Regions from separate parts of the Homo sapiens genome. Here region 2 is linked to region 1. A link is a loop called in an ENCODE intact Hi-C map of the cell type or tissue named here. Cell type or tissue: GM12878. All regions are shown on one strand. Links, peaks and the distances in the headings refer to the core of each region. The heading gives the core; the rest is flanking DNA.

Evidence for each region. A loop is a pair of places that touch in the nucleus more often than their neighbours do. Peaks named below come from ENCODE experiments on the same cell type or tissue, not always from the same donor. Only the 100,000 strongest peaks of a DNase experiment are listed, where the experiment ranks them.
Region 2: it touches region 1 in a loop (7-fold over the local background); 18 of 110 quality-filtered maps call a loop at or near these places.

The regions. Positions count from the first base shown.
Region 1 is chr6:26,605,236-26,610,619 of GRCh38, reverse strand. LOC105374989 (a long non-coding RNA gene) reads right to left here. Exons shown (of 2, transcript NR_187833.1): 2 at 3,959-5,384. Among named protein-coding and RNA genes, the nearest start is that of ABT1, 11 kb to the right of the region's middle. In GM12878, for the core only: a CTCF peak has its summit at 3,061 (motif pointing left); no DNase peak of the experiment used is centred there.
Region 2 is chr6:27,124,110-27,129,493 of GRCh38, reverse strand. No RefSeq gene overlaps it. Among named protein-coding and RNA genes, the nearest start is that of H2BC11, 6.0 kb to the left of the region's middle. RefSeq lists enhancers at 936-1,095, 2,118-2,187, 2,398-2,447. In GM12878, for the core only: a CTCF peak has its summit at 2,287 (motif pointing left); a DNase peak (open chromatin) is centred at 2,273; H3K4me3 peaks cover 2,925 bases; H3K27ac peaks cover 2,766 bases.

The sequences.
Region 1 (5,384 bases), core at 268-5,267:
ACTCCTGGTCTCAAGTGATCCGCCCACCTTGGCCTCCCAAAGTGCAGGGATTACAAGTGTGAGCCACCAGGCCCGGCCCCCTCTGGCTTCGTAGGGAGCCTGTTTGTCCACATTTCACTAGTTGTTCATACACAGTCCTTGGAGGAGCTCTAAGAAAATCTTGAATCTAGCTTATCCTTGGGAAACATTGATCATCCCCTGAGAGACACTGTGGATGCTACTCCTGCTGAATGACTGCCTCCCACCAAGTCTGCACTGTCCCTTAGAAAGATAATACTCAGACTGGGCACGGTGGCTCACGCCTGTAATCCCAGCACTTTGGGAGGCTGAGGCAGGTGGATCACCTGAGGTCGGGAGTTTGAGACCAGCCTGACCAACAAGGAGAAACCCTGTCTCCACTAAAAATGCAAAACTAGCTGGGCGTGGTGGCACATGCCTGTAATCCCAGCCACCCAGGAGACTGAGGCAGGAAAATCACTTGAACCTGGGATGCAGAGGTTGCGGTGAGCCAAGATCATGCCATTGCACTCCAGCCTGGGCAACAAGAGTGAAACTCCGTCGAAAAAAAAAAAAAGAAAAAAAAAAACAAAAAAAAAAACAAGAAAAGAAAAGAAAAATGATGTTCCATCCCCATCCTCTCTCTGCCCATTTAGCCTTAAACACCTAGAGGTTTAAGACTGTTAGCCTGGAAAACATCAGTCAGATTCCTTGCTCCTTGAGAAAGAACCTCTTAGACAGTTTTCCTACAATTTTGGAGTGGGCCGAATGCCCATTGCTGCTTACAGCTGTCACCTCCCCTTCCTTCCCCATTTGTTTTACTAGACTCATCTCTGTCTCCCCTGGTTTGCTTATGAAAAGCCTTTCTCTTGTGACTTTGTCTGACATTTGTGTATATTTGCTCTTTGAGTTGGAGGAGGAATTGACTTGCATGAAAGATGATAAATTAGTTTTACACTGCCTCCATAATAAATCACCTCAAGCTTGGCAGCTTAAAACACCACCCATTTATTATTTCACAGCACTTTGAGCTAGGAGTCTGGGCACAGAGTATTCCAACTGGGTGCTCTGCTCAGGACCTCACGAGGCCAAAGTCAAGGTGTTAGCTGGGCTGGACTCTTATTTGGAGGCTTGTAAAAAAATTCTCCTTCCAAGATCGTTCAGATTGCTTGCATTTTTCAGGTTCTAGTATTCTTATAACTAAGGTCCTTGACTCATGGACTCCTTTATCTTAAGGCCAGCAATGGCTTGTCAAGTCTTTTTCTTTTTTCAAATATCTGGTTTCTCTTCCTTCTGCATCTCTCTGAATTCAAAGTTCTCTGCTTATAAGGGTTCATGTGATTAGATTAGACCCACCCAGAAATCCAATATGATCTTCCTATTATAAGATTCACAACGTTAGTTACGTTTGCAATGTCTGTTTTGCCATGAAATGCTGCACATTCACAAGTTACAGGGATTAAGACTTAGATATCTTTGAGGGAGTCATTCTGTCTACCAAAGATGGTATGTTGGTAAGAACTGAACTTTACTTCTTAACATATTCTGGGGCCAAGTTTTCAGGATAAAGAAAGCAGCACCATTTTATGTCTTCAAATACGAATTTCTGAATTGTCAAACCATGCATTGATTTTCATCAGTGAGGGTTTAGGAAACAGAGGAAACAGGGAAGGAATAGGGCATGGCTGACCCTTGCTTCTTTCTTCTTTTGGTTCTTGTCCATCTTTTTGACCTCAGTACAGCCTATGTCACCCCTAGTGTATGTTAAGAATTCTGAATAATGAACATACTTTGGAATAATTTTCTTTTGTTTTGAGATAGGGTCTTGATCTGTTGCCCAGGCCGGAGTGCAGTGGTGCAATCTCGGCTCACTCTGCCTCCCAGGTTCAAGTGATTCTCCTGCCTCAGTCTCCTGAGTAGCTGGGATTACAGGCATGTGCCATCACGCCTGGCTATTTTTTTTGTTTTTTGTATTTTTAGTAGAGATGGGGTTTCACCATGTTGGCCAGGCTGGTCTTGAACTCCTGACATCAAGTGATCTGCCCGCCTTGGCCTCCCAAAGTGGGGGGATTACAGGCCTTCACCACCATGACTGGCCTAATTGTCTTTTTAACACTTAAAGACCTTTCTCCTAACTTAGAATTATCCCCCATGCCCATACTCTCCCAAATAGGACAGGCTTGTTAGCTAGGTGGCAGCTTCCTGGATCATCTCAGCTCTGTAACCAATGAAAATTCTAAGTTTGGATGGGGCATATTTATTTTCACTTTTACCATTTTGATTTTCAAAAAAAAAACAAGAAAAACATCCCAAGAACATTGAGGTTTGTTCTCTGTCCCTGAAGAGCATATATCCTAGTTGGTAACAAAATACCATGTCTTCAATATGACTGTAAAAACCTAGAAGTTTGTAATAAAGCATGAATACTAAAATAACTACCCAGAGGTCTATAACTGAGGTGTACATGATATAATGTAGTCATTTGGAGGACCTGGAGATTCATCCAGTCTGCAAAGAGAAAAACCCGTGGGGAAAGACTTGGGCCTGAAACGGTGGGCAGGATTCGGATAGACATCAAGGAGAAATAAATTAGTCAGCAACTCAAAAACCACGTGAGGCATTTCAACATGAAGTTCATATAGGGAATGCTTGCTCAGGTTTTAGAAATCTAAAACACAAAAAGGTAACACAGAGTTGAAAACTGCAGCAAACAGCTCCCACTCACTATGGTGGGGAATAAAGGAAAGGAGTTGGTATCAGAAACTAGAAAGTGAGAAGAGAGATCCCGGCATGTGGGCTTAGACCTCTGAAGAGAAAGTGCATCCTGGCTGCCGTCAGTACCTCAGGAGCTCCTAGGATTGGGGTCTTGTGGAGCTGAGACTCAGTATCTGAAAAGGAGACACTTCCTAGATGACCCTGGCACCTCTGAAGGTGCAATGAGCCTGGGTCTGCAGGCACTTTTCAAAATCTGGAAAGTGAAACAAACTGTTCTATCACTGCCAGGGTGAAGGGCTGTTGCCCTATAATAAAGTAACAGAGAATGAACAGGCTCCTGGGGCCCTCTAGTGTCAGAATCTAACAGGGAACCGCAAGCAAAAGAGAAATATGTTTTGCAGAGCCCAAGCCCCACATCTCAAAGCCCAGTACTTGAGGGTGGATTCAGGGCTGGGACACAATCATGTGATAACTGGCACATATGACAACTGGCATCATTTTTATATTGAATTTGTGTGTTTATGTGAGTTTTCCTACTACAAGTTACCCCACTGCAAGAAGTTTTAAAAGTGTTATTTCCAGACCTTATTGCAGAGGTAAACTTATACCTTTACATGTTTGTTGCAAAGTAAATTGAATAGAAATTAAGAAATGATTAAAAATTTCTTATAAAATTCCTTTTTCCCTGCGCTTAAGATCCAAATCTGAACTTCAGAAAACCTGGACTCTAGATCTGCCTCAGTTACTGGAATATGTAGTGCTCATGCAAATATATACTGCTTATTCCCTCACACAACCCTAAAACCAGCAACACATTGCTTTACCCCATGGTCCTCAATGTTTCTTCCCATATCCCAAATTATCATGCTAATTTTGGCAATATACAGATGATTTTTTAAAAAAAATTAAATTGTATTAGTAAACAAGTTATTTTGACATTTGTCTAAGAATTATAATAAACACAATTTATGACATAGAAATATGACCTTTGCACTTCCAAATTTCTCCAAATGCTAAACTGCTCATGTCAGACTTCCACTGAAGTTTTTGTTATAGAAGACCAGATAATAACAATTACTATACTTATACTATCTCTTCTAGGATATAATGGAAGCACTAAGATTTAAAATTCTATCAGGCTTCCATTTGATCCAATTTTATAACTACTTAACTAACATTATTTGCATTGAATAAGAGATAATTCAGAATTAGTTGACACAAGGGACCAAAGAATTCCTCACTATGGTTTTGGATCTTTGGATTGAGTTTTATTTGAAAGCTCAGCTAACCCTAAGTGCGGGTCACATCTACCTTCAGGGTTTTCAAATGGGAGGGGAGGAATACAGCAATTAGGAGAGAATAACTTGGCATTGTAAATGGAGAGTGTGTTAGGTCCTGGAAATCACTTAGGAGAACAAGCACTTGGGGAACATCCATATATACTCTCCAAAGAAGGGCGAGCAAACAGAAGTCTTTGGAACATGAAATGCCCCTGGAGTTCATGAGAATGTTTGGGACTCTGACTGTGAGATGGCAGAACTATGCTTGAGCCAGCCATTCCACTTTCAGGTGGGGGAGACAAGTCACTTGTTCTCATCAGGTACATCTTTGTAGTATTTCTATCGGACTTTATTTCCATTTAAGGTGTACTGAAACTTCTGAAGTCTTCAGATTCAGCAAGTCTATCAAAGTCAAAAGGCTTTTTGGAGCAAGATCTGGATCAGAATGGAATCGTTCTAGGGAAATCATTTGTCTTTTATCCTAAGTTTCTTCAGGTCCTCACAGGACAACTATGGATTCTAGATTTCTGAGCCCACCTAGCTTAACCTTCCTTAGTGATCTGATATTCCAGGGAAACATATTGTCCTGGGCCTTTCCAAAGTGGCCCTGTTAGAACAGGAGCATGTGGATCCTCTTCCCAAAAGCTGCATGTGATCTTGGCTTCAATATACTTTGTTGGTTGTATGCATTTTATGTTCCTTTATATATAAAATATAAAATAAATATAAAATGCATACAACAAATTTTTAATTTTTTAAAAAATAGAGATGAGGTCTCACTATGTTGGCCAGGATGGTTCTGAACTCCGGCTTCAAGCAATCCTCCCACCTTGGCCTCCCCAAGTGCTGGGATTAAAGGCATGAGCCACAATGCCTGGCTCATTTTATTTTCTTATGTAACTAAGTTTTTCTCAGCAAGCAGATTCGATGACCTCCAGTTATCATAATTTTTCCTCATGGGAACTCATCTGGCATTGTGAAGAACAAATAGCACTTTCAGGATTTTCTGTAAGACGTTTGGCCCATTTTCTGTAGAAATGCAACTTTCATGTGCATGGCTCAGATCATCATCTATTTTGGGACATTTTTTTTCTCCATATTAAGTGGAGCAAACATTGTCCAGACTTTCATTTCTTTCTGTTGTCATGCCGCTAACTCTGCTGAAGACTTTAAAAGTCACTTCAAATTGGGTGTTTTCTGTGTGCATAGATTCTTTCCAGTTTGTATATATTTAATATGATCTGAAAGTGCTTCTTCTATATTTTTTTCAGCCAGTTCAGCATGTTTAATTTCTTTTTCCTCCAAAAGGTTTCCAAGAAACACTTGAGGTCACATGATAAATCAGTTTCTCCAATGATTCTTTTGATGAATCATGAAAGAATGTCCATTTTC
Region 2 (5,384 bases), core at 63-5,062, 520 kb before region 1:
ATGAATTTCCCAGAATGGTCCCAGAGTATGAGAATAATATCCCACGTGAATGCTAACCTAAATTCCCACTCTTCAGAGGAGGCTATCAACAATCAGGTACACATCAACCATATGGCTGTCATGTAGTCTCTTTTCCTATCACCCCACTTATTGCCCAAGTGATTTACTTGTAAACTGTGACCAGGGTGGTAGGCAATGATAGAGGTGATACTTGAGTTCTGTAGTATAGACTTAGCTCACCAAGGCTGACCTCTGGATACTGCTGCTGCTAAGTGTCCCATATGTCAGGGGAAGTATTCTTGTATTCTTGCAAGTATTTTGTCATGGATGAGGCAGAGATTTGTCTTCACTGAGATAAACACTCTAGATTTCGATATGCTTCACTTTCTTACATGCTATTGCTAGCAGGACCATCTGTGAACTTACTGAACGCTTTATACCTCATATCTCAACATTTTTTGGACCCATTTCTATACATTATACAGAAAGGGTAAGGTAATGCATGGGTGACCATGAGACTCGGTAGTCCTAATGTGTACCACATTCCTTATAAGCAGAAGTCTGAATTTTTGGAAGACTCAGTTAAAGTGGCATGTAGTCATTTAGCACCCTCTTGAAGTACTGTTCAATTTTGGACGTTATAGATGAGCTGAATAGTGACTAAGAAAAAGCATAATTTCTTCTGTAGACAAAATGCATTCGTTAAAGAAAGGAGAGGTAGGAATGGAGTGGTACCTCTCATATTACACTTAATAATAGCCAACTCAAAAAAGTTATGCTTTTCATGTTTCCAACTCAGGGCTCCCTGCTGTTTTTTTTTGTTTTAGAAAAGGAGGAGTACATACTCCCACCAGTAGTCATGGAGATGCCTCTGTTTATTGATTTACCAAAAATGATTTATTTTTATATGAAGTTTAAAGCAGTTTAAATTACATTCATTTGCTGGCTTAGAGAACTGTGGGAAGTCTTGACTTAATGGGTGTTGGGCTTTTGGACTCCTCCTCTGTTTGTCAGTTTTCTTTTTGTTTCTGTTTCCCCCCCTTCCCCCACTCCTCCCCTCTCTTTTTAGGGGCATAGGCAAGGAGCTGTGACAGACAATTTGAGTGTTTTTAAAAATAGTCTCATAAAAAATATACCTTTGACTGGGTGCAGTGGCTCATGCATGTAATCCCAGCACTTTGGGAGGCTGAGGCAGGCACATCACGTAAGGTCAGGAGTTAGAGATCAGCCTGGCCAACATGGTGAAACCTGGTCTTTACTAAAAATACAAAAATAAGCCAGTCGTGATGGTGCGTGCCTGTAGTCCCAGCTACTTGGGAGCCTGAGGCAGGAAAATCACTTGAACTCGCAAGGCAGAGGTTGCAATGAGCTGAAATCGTGCTACTGCACTCCAGCCTGGGCAACAGAGAGAGACTCTGTCTCAAAAAAAAAAAAAAAAAAAAAAGAAAGAAAACAAAATATTTTTTCCCCAACACTTTTCAAAGAATGGTTTAAAAGCAATGACAATCCATGATCAGTGAGAATTCCCACCCAGATTATGGTCTCAATTCCTTTTTCAAAGGGCAGTCAGGCTACTTGGAGACTTGGGTAAATCTATGGATTTTAATACATTCAAGAGGAACAGCAATCAAATGCCATATTTGGATCTGGTGGGATCTCATTCAGACAAAATATAAAAATATTTGAGACAATTCAGGATTTTCTTTCTTTAAGGGCTAGGTATTGGATAATGTTACACATCATTTTTTAAATTTTCTTAGGTGTAAAATCTTAGCGTTTTTTCTTTATATCCATATCTGTTAGGATATTTGTGAAAATATTCATGATTAAAATCACATATTTGGGATTTCATGTTTCAGATATTTTTTAGACTCCCTCATCTGTCAGTGTGGGTGCGGATAATGAAACAAAATGGGCAAGATGTTGGTAATTGTTGAAGCCTGTGCGACGAGACTTGGGAAGTGCAGGATTCTCTATATTTTTGTGTCTGCTTCAGGATGTCCATGACCACTCCCTTTCCCCTCCAAAAAAAAAGTTAAAAAAAAAAAAGCTGGCCAAATCAGTGAACATATTTCGTTTTTGGTCAACAAAGGGCTACCCTGAGAGGAATCTACATGCAGAGAAGTTCAGGAGACTGAACTAACGGAACGTCAGGAAGCGCTGCGGGCTGGAGAGCTGCTGTTGGAACAGGGAGGAGTTCTCCGGGCCGCACCCTGCCTCCGTCCCGCAGGCGAGTTGAGAAGCGCTATCGCCATCTTGTGGCGATAATGGATGGGATAATGTAGCTAAAACTTTGTTTAGTTTTATGAGTTGAGAAGGGCTGTCGCCATCTTATGGCAATAACGGATAGGCTAATGTAGCCAAAACTTTGTTTCGTTTTATGATTTCGATTAGGCATTTCATTGCTACGGTTTAATAATTGAATATACAAGAAATACTATAAACCATCACATCCCCAACAGCCCCCAGCCGCCCAGTTCCCCCATCTACTTGGCAAAGATTCTCTTTTTGACCAAACTCTAGGCGGCTTCTTCTGAGCCCTCTTCTGGACTAGGTGGCCACCTTGGTCTATAAAGACCTGAACAAACCCGAACATAGTTACTAATAGCCCCGGTCTTCTCAAGTGCCTGCCTGAGAAAACTCAATTGATGCCGCCAAAGGAATTTACTGTTTGTTTCAGTCAACGTCTGAAGATAGGGCCCTCGTCTCCCAGGCTCTGGTAGGAGTGGAGCCTGATTTTGATATGTGCCAGTTATGAAACCCAGATGGTTCCCCACTGTCAGTGGTTACTAAATAAAATCTGTTTTCGTCATTTAAAGTAAGGCCTGGTGTTTTATCTTTGATATACTACAATTAACCACTTTTATTCGTTTCCTGTGTACCTGTCTGGAATATCTTTATACAAACACAAATAAACAAATGTGTCCCCTTTCATTCACATTTGCCCCCTTTCATTCAAATGACTGATGGTCACATGTTCTTCACAGGTTCTGTCTCTTGCTTTTCTCATTAACTGTCTTTCTTATTGCAGGTGGAGTGGCTGAAACTTCTCAGCAGGCGCATCTACACTAGTGACCTGAGGAGAGAAACCCTAACCCCACAATGGCTGCATCTTCTCTGAAGACGAGACTGATGCTCATCTTTGAAATGAAGGGCAGTGTGTGCATTTCTCCATGAAGGTATCCAGAAACAGCCATGCCAGAGCTGCTGTGGGGTGGCTGAACTGCTATTCCTTTTCTAGGGTGGGATCCCCACTCTTTGTAAGGAAGGATATTGGGGTCCTGACACTGGGAACTCATCTTGTCAGTGAGGCCTTCTTTAACTGCTGTCTTGTAATTGAGCCACCCCATCTGTGTTTCCTGTTCCAATTTAGGACTTTTTTTTTTTTATCATAATATAAAGATCTGAAATGCTATGTTTTCCTTATTCATTGGCTTATTATCTTTACTATCCCATCCTCCACACTAAAAGTTTTTTCGAGCTGGATTTGGGAGTTGTGGGGTAGGTTATATTTTGATCACTTGTATTTCCCAGCTTCTAGAACAGTGCCCAGCAAAGTACTTCTCTGAATAAATGAATAAAGTAATATTCCTCTGCTCTGCTGTTGCCAACTGGAATATCCTGAGGGAAATTTCTTTACTTTCCTCAGGGGATGATCCAGAAGATGAAAAACAAATTGTCATTCCATATAGTCCTCTTCTGAGTGTTTTTCAGTTTTGTTAAAACTCAGATTTTTTCTTTTTACCTGAATGTTTTTTTGTTAATGATTATTAGCATATACAGTATTTTCTTTTATGTACCAAAAAAAGGCAATTGATACAGTGCATGACTTGAAAATATACCTGCCTTCTCTGAGGCTCAAATTCAGGACTGTATTATTTGGAAAGCCTTGTTGGGTTGTGGCTCCCAAGAAATCATACCTAATTTCCCTTCTTTGAGAGCACTGATTTCTGAGTTTCCATTTCTCCTAGAAGAGAAACATTGGCTTGTAAGAATTTATGTATCATCAATGCTTCCTTTTCCATCCTGCACTTAGAAGGACCCAAGACTTGAGGGCTGCGCTGTCAACACTATTCCTTGCTCACCCTCTCTTTTGTTCTAATTATTTATGTCTTCCCGCCTTCAGAAATATCAGTTGCTCTTTCACCAGCCATTGTTTCCTCTCTGGCCCTAGTGCAGAGTAGGTGACGTAGTACAGCTGAAAGGATGAATGCTGGCAAACTTGTTTCTAGCCTAGATTTCTCCTTATTTTAAATCTGCACTTGCAACCACATGGCCTGAGACACTCCTCTTGAAAATATCACCAAAAGGACCTTATTATAAAAAGTCACCGCCATCTATTCAGGGCTATGTATTAGGGGACAATAAAGTGTAAGTCATGGCCAGGCACGGTGGCTAATGCCTCTAATCCCAGCACTTTGGGAGGCCGAGGTGGGTGGATCACGAGGTCAGGAGATTGAGGCCATCCTGGCTAACACGGTGAAACCCCATCTCTACTAAAAATACAAAAAATTAGCCGGGCGTGGTGGCGGGAGCCTGTAGTCCCAGCTACTTGGGAGGCTGAGGCAGAAGAATGACGTGAACCCAGGAAGCGGAGCTTGCACTGAGCCGAGATCACACCACTGCACTCCAGCCTGGGAGACATAGGAAGACTTTGTCTCAGAAAAAAAAAATTGAGTCATTTACATTGTTTTATTTTATCCAACTTAATATTTTTCACAAACAGTTATCATTATCCTCATTTTAGAGATGAAGCTGAGACTCAGAGTAGAAAACTTCCTTAAGTCACAAGATTGATAAGTGGCAAAGCCAGTACTAGAAAGCAGAATAGTTTTGATTCTGAAATGTGCTCCTTCTCACGTATCAGCTCCTGTTCCCTCCACATTCCTTGTCCGCATGTACCCAATGGTACACTTGACACATATTTACAAATTTGTGCATTCCCACCCATTAGATATACATCTCCACCTCCAATGACTTACCAACTCTTGTAGATTATTCCCACACATTTGCTTTCTTTTCATTCATTCCTTCATGCATTCGTGGCACATAGCATTATGGAGGAAATCCTGTGTCACATGTATTCACTGCTGACTTCAGAGGCTGAAGGAACATGGCCTAGCATCTGGGGCCCTTCCTTGTTTGAAAAGTTTCTGGTTTCTCCACTTCTAGGCTCGCCATCTTCCAACCTTCCTGACAGATAAGAAATACACTTCAAAGCTTAGTCTGAGAAAGCAACTTCTCTACTCAAAGTTTTTCAAAAGAGCTTGTATCCTTTTAGTCTGGGTTTTAAACCATTACTTGTTTCTATATACATTTTTCCAGATAAGTTTTTAAAAATTATTTCTACCGGGCCAGGCACGGTGGCTCATGCCGGTAATCCC